Regions from separate parts of the Homo sapiens genome. Here all the other regions are linked to region 3. Evidence: chromatin contacts called from ENCODE Hi-C data. All regions are on one chromosome and are shown on one strand. The core of a region is the stretch at or near the end of the contact, and the rest is flanking DNA. Distances in the headings are between cores, read along the strand shown. Region 1 overlaps TMEM272 (transmembrane protein 272). Region 2 holds the start of WDFY2 (WD repeat and FYVE domain containing 2). Region 3 holds the start of SETDB2-PHF11 (SETDB2-PHF11 readthrough).

Region 1 (3,922 bases), core at 1,417-3,916, 2.4 Mb before region 3:
TAACAGCCTGACAGGAAATAAAAAAGAAGATAAGATTTTAAGGTTTGCAGAGAACTGAAACAGCCAAGTAGTCTGGGGCCATTTAGTGTAAGAGTGAACAATTCAATCACTTCAGCAGGCCCTGGTGCTGTGATTATTACAGTGCAATTCAAAAATTAACACTTATTATATGGCTCTGTTCTTCCAAGAAGAGTTCACAAGATGTTAGGCATGCCCTGCTTATGAAGTCGGGGGTACTCTCCAGAGGGCATTCTATGCAAAATCTGTAAGGTAAGAGAACCCTAGCCTTTGGACCCTGTGGTTAGTTACCTTTCTTTTTGCTTTCTTTTGAGACAGGGTCTCACTCTGTCGCCCAGGCCGGAGTGCAGTGGAGCGATCTCGGCTCACCGCACCCTCTGCCTACCCGGCTCAAGTGATTCTTGTGCCTCAGCCTCCTTAGTAGCTGGGATTACAGGCGCCCACCACCATGCCTGGCTAATTTATATATTTTTAGTAGAGACAGGGTTTCACCACGTTGGCCAGGCTGGTCTTGAACTCCTGACCTCAAGTGATCTGCCCGCCTCGGCCTCCCAAAGCGCTGGGATGACAGGCATGAGCCACCGCGCCCAGCCAGTTATCTTTCAAATGAACTTAACTGCAACAATTCATCCACCAATAAGGCTGCATAAAAGAGACAAGACCCCACAAGCCAATTCCCATGGATATTATATTAAAATCACCACATCCACTGCGGAAAGAGGGTTTTGGAGGTGTTATTGCTTCTAGAGCAATATTGGTTATAGAGTTTGTGTTTGGGGTGATGAAAACATTTTGGAAATAGATAGTGGTGATGGTTGCACAAGATGATGCATGTAATTATGCCGATGAATTGTACACTTAAATATGGTTAAAATGGCAATTTTTGTTGAGATATTTTATCACAATAACAAATATTTTAAAAATCACTACATTTGGTAGTTGTTATCAACTGAACTAGGGAGAGATCTAAAACCAAAAAGAATAATCGTGATACTGCAGATCAGACAAGAAAGAAAATCTAGAGTTAAGGTAGGTCCTAAGAAGTACATGAGAACACAGGGGGAAAGATGGCTTTTATTAAATTTATTAGGATCGTTTTAAGCCATCTGTGCACTGATTGACTCTCCTGTGAACAGCAGCTGTTTTTATTCATTGGGAATGAGCAGATATCTAAGCCATTACTCAATGTTCATTTCACAGCTGGCTTTTGAATTGAAAGGCAGTCCATGTCCAACAAATTTGGCACCAAGTACTTAAAGGTCTTTGTGTGAAAAGGCTGTGTTGAGACTTGGAAAGTATTTCCATTTAATAACAAATTCACCTAAACATCAGAGATAACTAAAAGACAAGCCTCCATAGGTTGATGATTGGATCAACGTGTATATTTGACTAAACTCTGTTTTGGGCCCTGAATTTATGGCTCTCTGTATACCTAGAAAATTTTGTTCATTTCAATGGAATATGGTGTAGTCATAGAAAAACAGTTTACTCCCTCTGCTTAAGTATCAAGGCATTTATAGGGAATAAAATTCCAAATCAAAGCTAAAAGTCTAAATGTCATTTAAACAGGAGGCTTTGGTTCTACAGTAAGAATTCCCTTTCTTGGACTCTGTTGACAGATGTGTTAGTCAGGGTAACTTAACTGTGCTACAGCCACAAATTAACCCTGGAATCCCAGTGGCTTAACACTGTAAGAGTTTATTTCTTGCTTACGCAAATTCCATCATGGCTCAGGGGGCATGGGGACTTCTCAGGCAATGTGATGACATAATAGTCCAGTCTGCTTCAATCTTGAGAACAATCCATCTCCACCCATGGTTTCCAGGTGGTCAAAGCAGAGGAAGCAAACAACGAATCATGTATCAGTTTTTAAATGCTTTGGCCTGGGCTGGGCACAGTGGCTCAGGCCTGTAATCCCACGCTTTGGGAGGCCCAGGCAGGAGGATCACTTGAGCCCAGGAGTTTGAGAACAAGCTGGGCAACATAGTGAGTCCTTCTTCTCTACAAGAAAAAAAGAATTAGCTGTGCATAGTGGCACATCCCTGTGATCCCAGATACTCAGGAGGCTGAGGTGGGAGAATCGCTTGAGCCTGGGAGGTTGAGGCTGCAGTGAGTTGTGACTGAATCATGCTACTGCACTCCAGCCTGGGCAACAGAGCAAGACTCTGTCTCAAAAAAAATAAATGCTTTGGCCCCAAGGTGTCCCACAGCCCACTGGTCAGAACTGGTCACACTGCCTTGCTACCCAACAAGGGCACATGCTGGGCAGTCAGTGTCTCCCATAGCAAAGGTGTGTGTTAGAATTCATCTGGAGCTTGGTTGTTTGAGCCAGACTGGTCCCTGAGGGAAATGGGCATTTCTTCTTTATATGTTAAATAGACACATCATATCATTGGTTAATAGGTCTAGGGAACAAAGACCTGAGAAAAGTAGACAGAGCATTGCTTTGGGGAGAAAAACTACCATTAAGAAAGGGTAGACTGGGTAGGCTGGCTTGGTAGTACTCTGTATCTGGTAGCTAAGGATATGTGAGTACACGCGTGTTTCCCAGCATGGGGTCCAGCGAGTGGCATGGTCAATGGTTATCATATGGTGACTGTGACTAACACGGCAGAGGGCTTGCTGCACAGGGAGGAAGAGCGGCTCCTCCCTGCCACCTGGCCCCTGGAAGCAGAGTAGATGAGAACCTCATTCACGCAGAGTCACATTTTGGAAATGTGACTCATAAATTGAACCTTATTTTAAGCATATCAAGAAAACCGTATATTTAAAGGGATCCTTTGAATCCTGAATCCTTGAAAACTTGAGTTCTCATACACTGGCTATTCAGAAAGGCAGAGTGCAACCCATAGCCAGTTAATACCCAGAAAAAAGGTGCAGCGACACCTGGTCCCTGCCCTGTCTGCGGGAGTATTTATCGCCACTCCGCTGTGAGAGCCATTTCTGCGGTGTCAATCCACTGAGCTTCCTGAGGATCAGGTGACTGGTGAGGCTGAGCAGATCCCACAAGCATATGGTTTGCATGATTAACATTTTGGCTTTTGAAGGTGTTCCACTCATTTTCAAAACTGGGCTTTGTGCTCTCGAATGTATTTCTCTCAATCCTCTTCTGTTTGCCCTATGTAGGAATGAAATTTTTGGAGGACTGCCCTATACAGCCCCTCATTCCTTTATATTTGCTAGTGGGTGGCATCGTCGGTACCTTAAAGGTAAAGTATCTTTATCTGCTGTTTGTAGTCCTTGTAGAAATTAACTCACAGGCATCCTGTAATGCACCTGTTATTTGCCTGCTATTCACAGGGGAGACAAAACAACTTCCCCCTAAGCGTGGTTGCTGAAGTGATGGGGCTAGCTCCAGAGACACAGATTTTTCCAGATGCAGGGCATTTACCCAGGGCTGTGCATATTTGCAAGAGCTTCCTTCCTGCTGTTGAGTTCAATGTGCTAAGCTGTGGCTTTGGTCTGACAAGAGTTGATGCAGAGGAGTCCCTGACTGCCAGTTATACCATTGAATTCAGCCAGTGAAATCATGGTCTTTCTCTGCGCTGCTGCTGCTGCTGCTTTTTTTTTTTTTGCTTTTTTTTTTTTTTTTTTTGAGGAAAAAAAAGCTTCCTGTTGAAGGCAGGGTTTGCATTTGGTTAAAATATGTTTGATTTAGCAGTTCCTATTTCTGCTTTTAACTATACTTCCTAGTTCTCAATTGACTAACATAGGATTAATTGGCTGCAGTTATCAATCAACTATTAAAGTATTCTTATGCCTGAGGTAGGAGTGCTTCTCTGTGACTCTCAAGGTTATGTAGTTAATCTGCTCCTGGGCTGTATTGACATTTGTTTAAACAGAAAAAGCAACTGAAGAAGAAATATCAGGGGCGTGCATAGCCTGCAATTGTTTTCAAGATCCC
Region 2 (4,119 bases), core at 433-2,932, 2.1 Mb before region 3:
GCTTCTCTGTGAATTTCAAAAGGGTCCTACATCCATGTACTCCATTTCAGCCATGAATTTCTTCTGTTCATTGCAGAATGCTTGCCACTGGTGTATGTTTACAATGTTTTCCATTGGATCTGCACAGGAAATTAATCAGGCGCCATTTGTATTGAGCATGATGTAGACAAGAACATGTCATTAATATACTCATCCTAGTTATACTGAAGAACCTAAGACATGAACAAACCTATCGAGCTCAATTGTTGAGGCCACACACTATGCTAAGTGCGGAAATGACTATAAAGACAGCAATGAGCACTTTGTTGCTCAGCCTCTCAATTTTGAGTCACCAAGAAAGGATACTTTACCTCTGCATGATTTGAACTTATATTAAGAAAACCTACTTACTGTAAAATCCCCGTGTTATGTACCTCTACAGTGTTCTTTTGTAAGAATGCTTATATAGATTTTACCAAAGAAACAATTTCAGATAAATTATCATAATACTATCTTCAAGCAACATTACTCTAGAAATTAGCTTCATCAGCTTTATTCCTGCATATTCAAGGAAATTCAGTTAAAGCGAAAACGCAAAACAGAGAGAGTATTTGAAGGCAGAACAACTAGTTCCACTTCTGCATATTAAGCAAAATTAAGCAAAAATAAAGGAAACAGGCAAAGGGAAGGAACTCAAGAGCTATTTGCAGCAGTGATCCGTTACAAGTTCTACGCGCTTCTCCTCGAGCTCCAAGAGATAAGGAGGGGAAAGGAAAGAAGGCACCACGCAGAAGCCTAAACTTACTCTTGGTACAACTTAGAATATTCACTGAATTCAGCCTAAGATGTCTGGGTTATCTGGATTCAGTAGGAATGTCTGGGAAGAAGGAGTGGCATTTGCTTTCTCCGTTTGAAACCCTGGGAGCTGTACGAGAGTACCCCAAACCCCTTGGTTATCTTGCAGAGGCGGCTCAGGGCATCGTTCCCCAAGCACACACCTGCAAAGCCGGGCGGCTCCTCCCCTCTTTCCCTCCTGTCCTCAGGGATGGACCAAAGTCCCTCCAGCGCACCGTTAGCCCGAGGGCCACCCGGCTCCCGCAGGCACTACCCAGCCCGGGGTGAAGCCGGAGCGCTCGCCGCCGTCCCGGCTCCGCTTCCCGGAGCCACACAGCGGAGGCGGCGCGCAGCTGAACACCGGCACCACCAGGATGCGCATTACAATAAAACTTGGGGGAGCAAGTCTACACTCGCGCCGACGTGAAGGCACAGCCCCTGACGCGGGCTCGAGGGCCGTCGGCCCGTCCCGCCCCTCCTCGCGGCCGAATGGCAGTAGTCCATACCTGTCCTCGGAGACGCTGATGACGCCCTCCTCTTTGGGCACGATCACGGCCATATTCACCACCTCCTGGGACCCCTCCATCCGCTGCAGCAGGATCGGCTTGCGGGTCAGAGGCTTGGGCTGGATCTCCGCCGCCATCGGAGGAGGGGGCGCGCCTGGGGCGCCGCCGCCAACCGCGCCGCGGGGCCGGGCTGAGGAGACTGCTGGAGCACGGACACAGGTTGAGACAGAGACTCTGGCTGGCCGGAGCGGAACGCCGGAAACCGGCGAGCATAGCCTGGCCGCCTCTCTCGGGAACGACTCCGCGCTCCCTGCTTCAGGCACCAAAACCGCCACGACCTGGGATGCAAGCCGGCGCCACTACAAGAGGAGGGGGCGGAGCGCCGGGGGGCGGAGCCTGTGTGGGCGGGGCCTGCCGCAGGGGGTAGCCGCTGGTGGGCGCGAGGGCGGCTCCACTTCCGGGAGGGTGGTGAAGGAGGAGGGGAAACCTGGAGCAGGAGGCGGGGATCTGGTATCCCAATGCGCGTGCGTCAGTCCCGCAAGCCCATTTTCACCCCTCCCCTCCGCGACTCCCCGGGCGCTGCAGCACCACTAGGACGCATGCGCTTTCCGTTCCTCGCGGTCTTCTCTCTGCCTTACACACCCAAGGGTTAGGCTCCTCCCTCTTTAACCTCCCGTGAACGCGCGTATACACACCCCTGGGGACGCGCTTGCCAGACGCCACGCCCCTTCGAAATTCCCTGAAAAGAGGGCGGAGGTGGGGCGGGGAAAGGAGCGCCTCAGCAAGACCGGAAAGAGAAGAGGCCTGCAGGAAGGAAAGCCGCCCAACTCGTTGGGACGTGACTTGGCATGCGCGCGGGCTACCTGGCCTAGCGGTCTTAACAATGAAGCGCGGCGGGAGGCCGCTTACTGCTCCCAACATGCACCAGGCCCAGGCTGCCGGAGGGAACCCAGTGGCCTCCTGGGAGTCGTAGTTTCTTGGAGCCTCCGCCCCCTTGTCCTGGAATGACCTATCGCCCACTTTCTGCGCTATGGGCCTGAGGAGCTCAGCGGCCTCCAGGGCCATTGGCCAAGTCAGGACCCAGACTTGCCTCTATGGGAACTGAGGGGCAGCCCCCAGCTGAGTAGGACGTCACCACTCCTAGGGTCAGACTGATGCTCGGAATAGTGGCACGGAAGGGACATGAAAAGGAGAGAATCTTTCATACAGACATCTTCAAGGGAGCTCAGAGAACATATGGGGTGTCTATCCCCTCGTTTTCTTAGATGGCTAAATTACACAGCCAAGGTTACTTTAGTGCAAAGTTAGGGCTAAACAACCCCTCCTTCCCTCCAGACTTGAACCCAGGCCCCTAGTGCTGGCTTCTTTCCATTTCCCCAGCAATCCAGCCTTTTTAGCTTGCTCCAGACACAACGGACAGAGTTACTGTAGTTACTGACTGAATGTTAGGTGCCTACCAGAAGGCCTGGCATGTGGGGTTGATCGTGAAGACTAAGCTCTGCTTTTTTATCTTGCCCAAATTCCTATCTAAGGGGTCTGGGGAGTCATGGCCTACAAAAACCATAAATTCTCATCAGATGGGTTTTGACCATGTAGGTCATGACTTACTTTCCAGTCTGACTCTGGCGTAACAAGGAAGAAAATCAAAATGTTTTACCCCAAATTATATTTCCTTGCCATGCCTTAAAATTGCCCTGCAAAGTCTCTTGTGGGAAAAATCCACATTCTATATCCCCTTTCCCCTTTGTTTTCCTTCCTTCCTTCCTACACCCAGGAGATAACCAACTAAGAGCCAGGCACCGTTTTAGGTCTGGTAAGGAACATTTTACAACCTGCTGTCTCTAAAGGCTGCTATCTAAAAGATTCCTCTGCACAATAAAACCTGGTCTCCACAATCCTTTACCTTAACCTGAACATTCCTTTCCGTTGATCCCAGGTCTTCAGATAAACTCAACCAATTGTCAACCAAAAAACGTTTAAATTTACCTATAGCCTTGAAGCCCCCGCTTTAAGTGGTCCCACTTTTCTGAACCAAACCAATGTATTTCTTAAATGTATTTGATTGATGTCTCATGCCTTCTTAAGATATATAAAACTCAGCTGTACCCCGACCACCTTGGGCACATGTTCTCAGGACCTCCTAAGGGCTATGTCACGGGCCACGGTCACTCATATTTGGCTCAGAATAAATCTCTTAAAATATTTTACAAAGTTTAATTCTTTTCATCAATAGTCGTTATGTGATAACCTCCACTGAACAATCCCAGAATTAAGTTAGCCGAAGAGTAGTAATGGTCTAGGTGGTGTGATTGAGTTGCAGGGCTCTGAAAGTGAGAGAAATAATGCCAAAGCTGGGAAAAGAAAGGGACAGGCCTTGTGGAAATGTATTTCTAAGGTAGGTGTTTGGTAGCCAAGGATCTCACAGATCACTAGAGACATAAGAGAACAGGTGCAAAGAACTTGTCTCAAAGCACGCAAGGCAACTCTTTACCACCTCCCATTTTGCAGAAATTCTGTAAGCACCTTGAAATAGGATTGAGGTATTTTCCAGCTGTAGGACCTACTGCAGGCATTTCACTTCTCTGAGTCTCAGGTTCCACATCTATTTAAATAGGGCATAACACCTACATCAGGTGGTTCTGGTGGCAATTACAGTTATGACCCAGATAACTTCCCCCATCCCCTTAAAGTTACAAAGGAGGTAGCACTGGCTGCTCCCACCCCAGGCTTTATGGGAATTAGAACCTGAATAGCATTACCATAACCCTGAGTCTGACCCTCAATTCCAAAGAGCCAGAAT
Region 3 (4,163 bases), core at 1,064-3,563:
CAATGTCAAGAAATAAAGCTACAGAATGATGTAGTATAGTATTTTTCCACTAAAAAATTACAAATGTATATATTCACCTATATAGAATATGTAACAGTATTAAAAGGTGTAAGTATTAAAAAACACTTGAAAGCTCTGTACCAAAGTCTCCAGCGGGAGTAGGGAGGGAGAGGAGTGAGGGAACATTCCTTGTACAAAACTTTCAAAGAACGGAGAATTTTTATCATATACGAACTTTCAAGAAGGAAAAATACGGGAAGCTATTCAACTGTTTTTATAAGTATAACCTTGACACGCAAGAAAAAACTCAAGGTCAAAATCTGGATTGTGCTCTTTATCTACAAGGTACCAATTCTGTAAAAGAATGTAAAAGTGTACTTAATTTTTAAAAATTAAGTATATATAAATGTTCAAAAAGGAATTCATTTTAAAGCTTTTTATAGCATATTGTCAAACTCTCTTCCAGAAAGGTTCTACCAATTTATACTTCCACCTAAGCACACTCAGTAATAGTTTTATTTTTTTTTAGACATGAGGTCTATGTTGCCCAGGTTGGTCTTGAACTCTGGGCTCAAGTGATCTGCCAAAGTGCTGGGATTATAGATGTGAGCCACCCACCGCGCACGGCCATAGATTTTTTTTTTTTTTTTGAGACGGAGTCTCGCTCTGTCACCAGTGCAGTGAGAAGGGTGCAGTGGCGTGATCTCGGCTCACTGCAGCCTCTGCCTCCCGGGTTCAAGCGATTCTCCTGCCTCAGCCTCCCGAGAAGCTGGGATTACAGGGGCCCGCCACCACACGCCCGGCTAATTTTTGTGTTTTTAGTGGAGACGGGGTTTCACCACGTTGGCCAGGCTGGTCTTGAACTCCTGACCTCAGGTGATCCGCCCGCCTCAGCCTCCCAAAGTGTGGGGATTACAGGTGTGAGCCACCGCGCCCGGCCCATAGCTTTGTTTTTAAGCAGCTCTCACCAGCGTTCACACCTGAAAATTTGAAAACTGAACGTGCACAAGTAAAACATGTTTCCTGGAGAAAATCTGCAAAATACAATAAAGCATAAAGGAGAAAATTTAAACACCATCCCATCATCCAGAGACAACTGGTGTTAATATTTCAGAGAGTAAATGGGCTTAAAAAACTTTTTTCCCCTTCTCACTTTTTCATTTTGGTAGAAAAATAATTAAGCCAGTCTGCTTTGCTTCAATGTATGGTTCCTTTTCGTTTCTAAAACAGGCTTTAAAAACACGTTTACCATTTCCTCTCGGCTCCTTACGTTTTAATTGTAACGACAGAACCACGGGTTAAGTCACGCTTAAGAACCACGGGTTAGTCACGCTTCTAACTACTTCACGTGTTCTTATTTAATCCCCCTAACAGTCATGTGGGTTAAATTAGCAGCTCGTTTGCTGATGAGGAAGCTAAGGAATGCCATACCGTAAGTGGCAGACACGAAATAAGGAACCAGGCAGCATGGTTTCAGAGCCTATGCTTTGGTTACTCCATTTGACCTCTTCAAATTTACTCCTCTCCTTGGCCTCATGTGTTAGTATTTACAGAGCTCACTGCAGGTTTCCACATGCCAAAGAGCACAGTTAATTACATATCTTTCCTTACTTAATTACTTATTGGGCTGTGGCTGATAGCGAGTCAGAAGTGTTACTATCTAATCTGAACTCCATGATCTTGGATGAATGACTGAACTTGCTGTATTTAAGGGCTCGTGTAATCTTACCTGTGAAATGGGCTAGTGGTTTAACCTTCAAGTTCTGCTTCTGGGTTTTATACTGCTGTCCATTTCCTGCCGCCCCTTTGACAACCTCAGGTTCCCAGCAGCTTAGGAATCACCTCTCATTAAGGCTGCACCCTGAGACAGACAGGCTGAAATGGAGGTTGGAAACTCAGTGCGCCCGCGGCCCCTTCTGCAGCCAGGACTGCACTTGGGTGCCAGGAGAAGGGAGGCTGCAAGGGCTGGGGTCCAGCCCCTGCTCGGGCGGCCGAGGGCTCCGCGGCGTTTTCAGCTCCTCCAACCTCCCGGCTAGAGGAACTGTCGGGGGCCAGCCACGGCGGTGCCTTGGTTTCACCTGGCTCCGCTGCGTTTTCTACGCCGCCCGCCTGACCTGAGGAGTGAGCTCCGCCAGCTCCGTTGGCAAGGCTGGGTTCCTCCGCGGGTGGGGCTCTCCTCCGACGCCAAGCCGCCCAAACCTCCCGAGCGCAGGTGCCCTCTGGCCGGGAAGTACTTCACCATTTACTAGCCTTCATCTCAACCACAACAGTCCCGCCCTGCCTCTACCGGGGATGAGGGAAGGCGTAACCTCCGCCGGGGACCAGGCCGACCTACCTAAACCGATCACTACATGGGAGGAGTCGGACGCCGGCCGTCCCACCACCCAGCCAGGAGCCCATTGATTGGTCGCACTCCCCACTGGTTCACGCCTCAGAGACTCGGCGCACTTACCGCTGGCACCGCAGTGGCGCCCGAGCGCGCCGCCTCCCGATTGACTGCTAGCGCTCTCGGCTTGTCTCGCGCACTGTAGCTGAGCCAATGGAGTTACTCGTAGTCGAGAGGCCGGCATCACTGGAGTGGTGGCGCAGCTGTTTCCTCCGGTAGGTGTGAGGCTGCCATCTTGTGTGTGGCTGGGACTGGGCTTCTTGGGGGTTGAAAACATACATAGCGCCTGGCCGTAGTGGAGGGGTCCGGAGAGAACAATGGGGTAAAGGAGAGGCCTAAGGGAGGAGACCCAGCGCCTTCCTACTTGCGGAAAGGATGGGTTTCCTGGGCCTGAGTCTCATCCCTGGCTAGAGAGAGCGAGGAATGGTGGTGGTGGTGGTGGTGATGGTTGTGGTGGTGGTAATAGTAGGGATCCCAGGTTTTGGTTTGTTGATCATTGTGGGGGCTGGGCGGGGCCTTTGATGCCTTAACATTGGTTCCTGGGAGCTCTTTTAGTAATTTTTGTCTCGCAAAGATTCTGACCATCAACCCCCTTTGACAAAGGAGGCTAGCTGATGAACTGCCTGATTGAGAAAGGAGCAAAGCTAGTAGTGGAAGGGGAGTGCCTCTCTACTATCCTCAGGTTCAGAAGAGACCTCCTCTTCCGTCCTTTTCGAGGGAGCGGCTGCTAAACAGTTTGCTCTTCGCGGGGGTTACTTTACTAAGGCCATCCTTTGGTAATAGTGGGCGTCAAGTTCTGCGTTTGGGCAAAATTGTACATTAGCGGGCAGCCAAGCATTCCTGCAGCTGTCTTTTTTTTTTCTTTATTTTAAGCTAGAAAGTGGTGGTCTTGCAGAAACGGGGCGTGAAGGAAGAATTTTGTCAAATCTTGATTTCCCCGATAACGATATGTTGAAGATTATAAATCTCTGGGTCTGCCATGACATGCTTGGTCACTTCATGGAGCAGGAGGAGGCTTTGTTAGGGAAAGCACCTTAATTTCTGAGCTCTTTTTGGGGTAGGAGGAAGAAGACAGGACTTAACCTTGTTTCCCTCCTCCTTTTTTTTTTTTTTTTTTAGCATTGTTGTGGATGGCATTGCATTGTCTTTCATTTGAGGGGAAAATGTATTGGATCTGAAGACCAAGCTGATGAAAGGCTAATATTTTGTGGTAGATTTTAGCAGTTTGACTTGCATGAAAAGAAAGCCGATGTATTATTGCCTTCAGCTTAGATTTCAGTTATTCAAGATTAACTGATGAACAACCTAATCAACAATACATGATAAAGACATCTCGCATCAGGAATACCAAAAAACAAAACAAACAGCAAAATAATTGATGTTTTTTTTTTTTTTTTTTTTTTTTTTTTTTTTGAGATGGAGTCTCTTGTCGCCTATGCTGGAGTGCAATGGTGCAATCTCGGCTCACTGCAACTCTGCCTCCGTGGTTCAAGCGATTCTCCTGCCTCAGCCTCCTGAGTAGCTGGGACTACAGACACCGGCCATCACGCCCAGCTAATTTTTGTATTTTTAGTAGAGATGGGGTTTCACCATGTTGGCCAGGCTGGTCTTGAACTCCTGACTTTAGATGATCTGCCCGCCTCCACCTCCCAAAGTGCTGGGATTACAGGTGTGAGCCACGGCACCTGGCCTGAGAATCATTTTTCTTAATTACTTGATTCCATGCTTGTATCTTCCACTTGACTTGTATCTTCCAGTTGGCTTGTCAAAATGCATG

Evidence for each region. Hi-C counts contacts between places; a loop is a spot of excess contacts on that map. Pooled maps may share reads with other maps.
Region 1: a map of CD4-positive, alpha-beta memory T cell shows a loop between it and region 3 (15-fold over the local background). The contact joins the enhancer-like site here to the promoter of SETDB2-PHF11 in region 3. A Hi-C loop is called at or near these places in 2 of 168 maps with a recorded cell type or tissue (CD4-positive, alpha-beta memory T cell and naive thymus-derived CD4-positive, alpha-beta T cell) and 6 of 50 pooled maps.
Region 2: a loop to region 3 is called in a map of CD8-positive, alpha-beta T cell, with 12 times the contacts of the local background. The contact joins the promoter of WDFY2 here to the promoter of SETDB2-PHF11 in region 3. A Hi-C loop is called at or near these places in 3 of 168 maps with a recorded cell type or tissue (B cell and CD8-positive, alpha-beta T cell), 1 of 37 single-sample maps with no recorded cell type and 12 of 50 pooled maps.

The regions. Positions count from the first base shown.
Region 1 is chr13:51,821,360-51,825,281 of GRCh38, reverse strand. TMEM272 (transmembrane protein 272) reads left to right here. Exons shown (of 5, transcript NM_001351003.2): 4 at 3,145-3,227. Among named protein-coding and RNA genes, the nearest start is that of DHRS12, 19 kb to the right of the region's middle. Within about 2 kb of position 2,666, at least 4 of the 41 ENCODE cell types and tissues checked have a DNase peak (open chromatin) inside an H3K27ac peak, as active enhancers do.
Region 2 is chr13:51,582,025-51,586,143 of GRCh38, reverse strand. It overlaps WDFY2 (WD repeat and FYVE domain containing 2), which reads right to left and starts at 1,682. Exons shown (of 12, transcript NM_052950.4): 1 at 1,320-1,682. The coding sequence starts at 1,456. RefSeq lists a silencer at 1,462-1,831 and enhancers at 1,972-2,251, 1,910-2,430.
Region 3 is chr13:49,442,424-49,446,586 of GRCh38, reverse strand. It overlaps SETDB2-PHF11 (SETDB2-PHF11 readthrough), which reads right to left and starts at 2,313. Exons shown (of 21, transcript NR_135324.2): 1 at 1,730-2,313. CAB39L (calcium binding protein 39 like) reads left to right here and starts at 2,523. Exons shown (of 11, transcript NM_001079670.3): 1 at 2,523-2,601. It overlaps SETDB2 (SET domain bifurcated histone lysine methyltransferase 2), which reads right to left and starts at 2,313. Exons shown (of 14, transcript NM_001160308.3): 1 at 1,730-2,313. RefSeq lists enhancers at 1,160-1,933, 2,616-2,695, 1,934-2,706, 3,076-3,145 and silencers at 2,406-2,455, 2,127-2,607.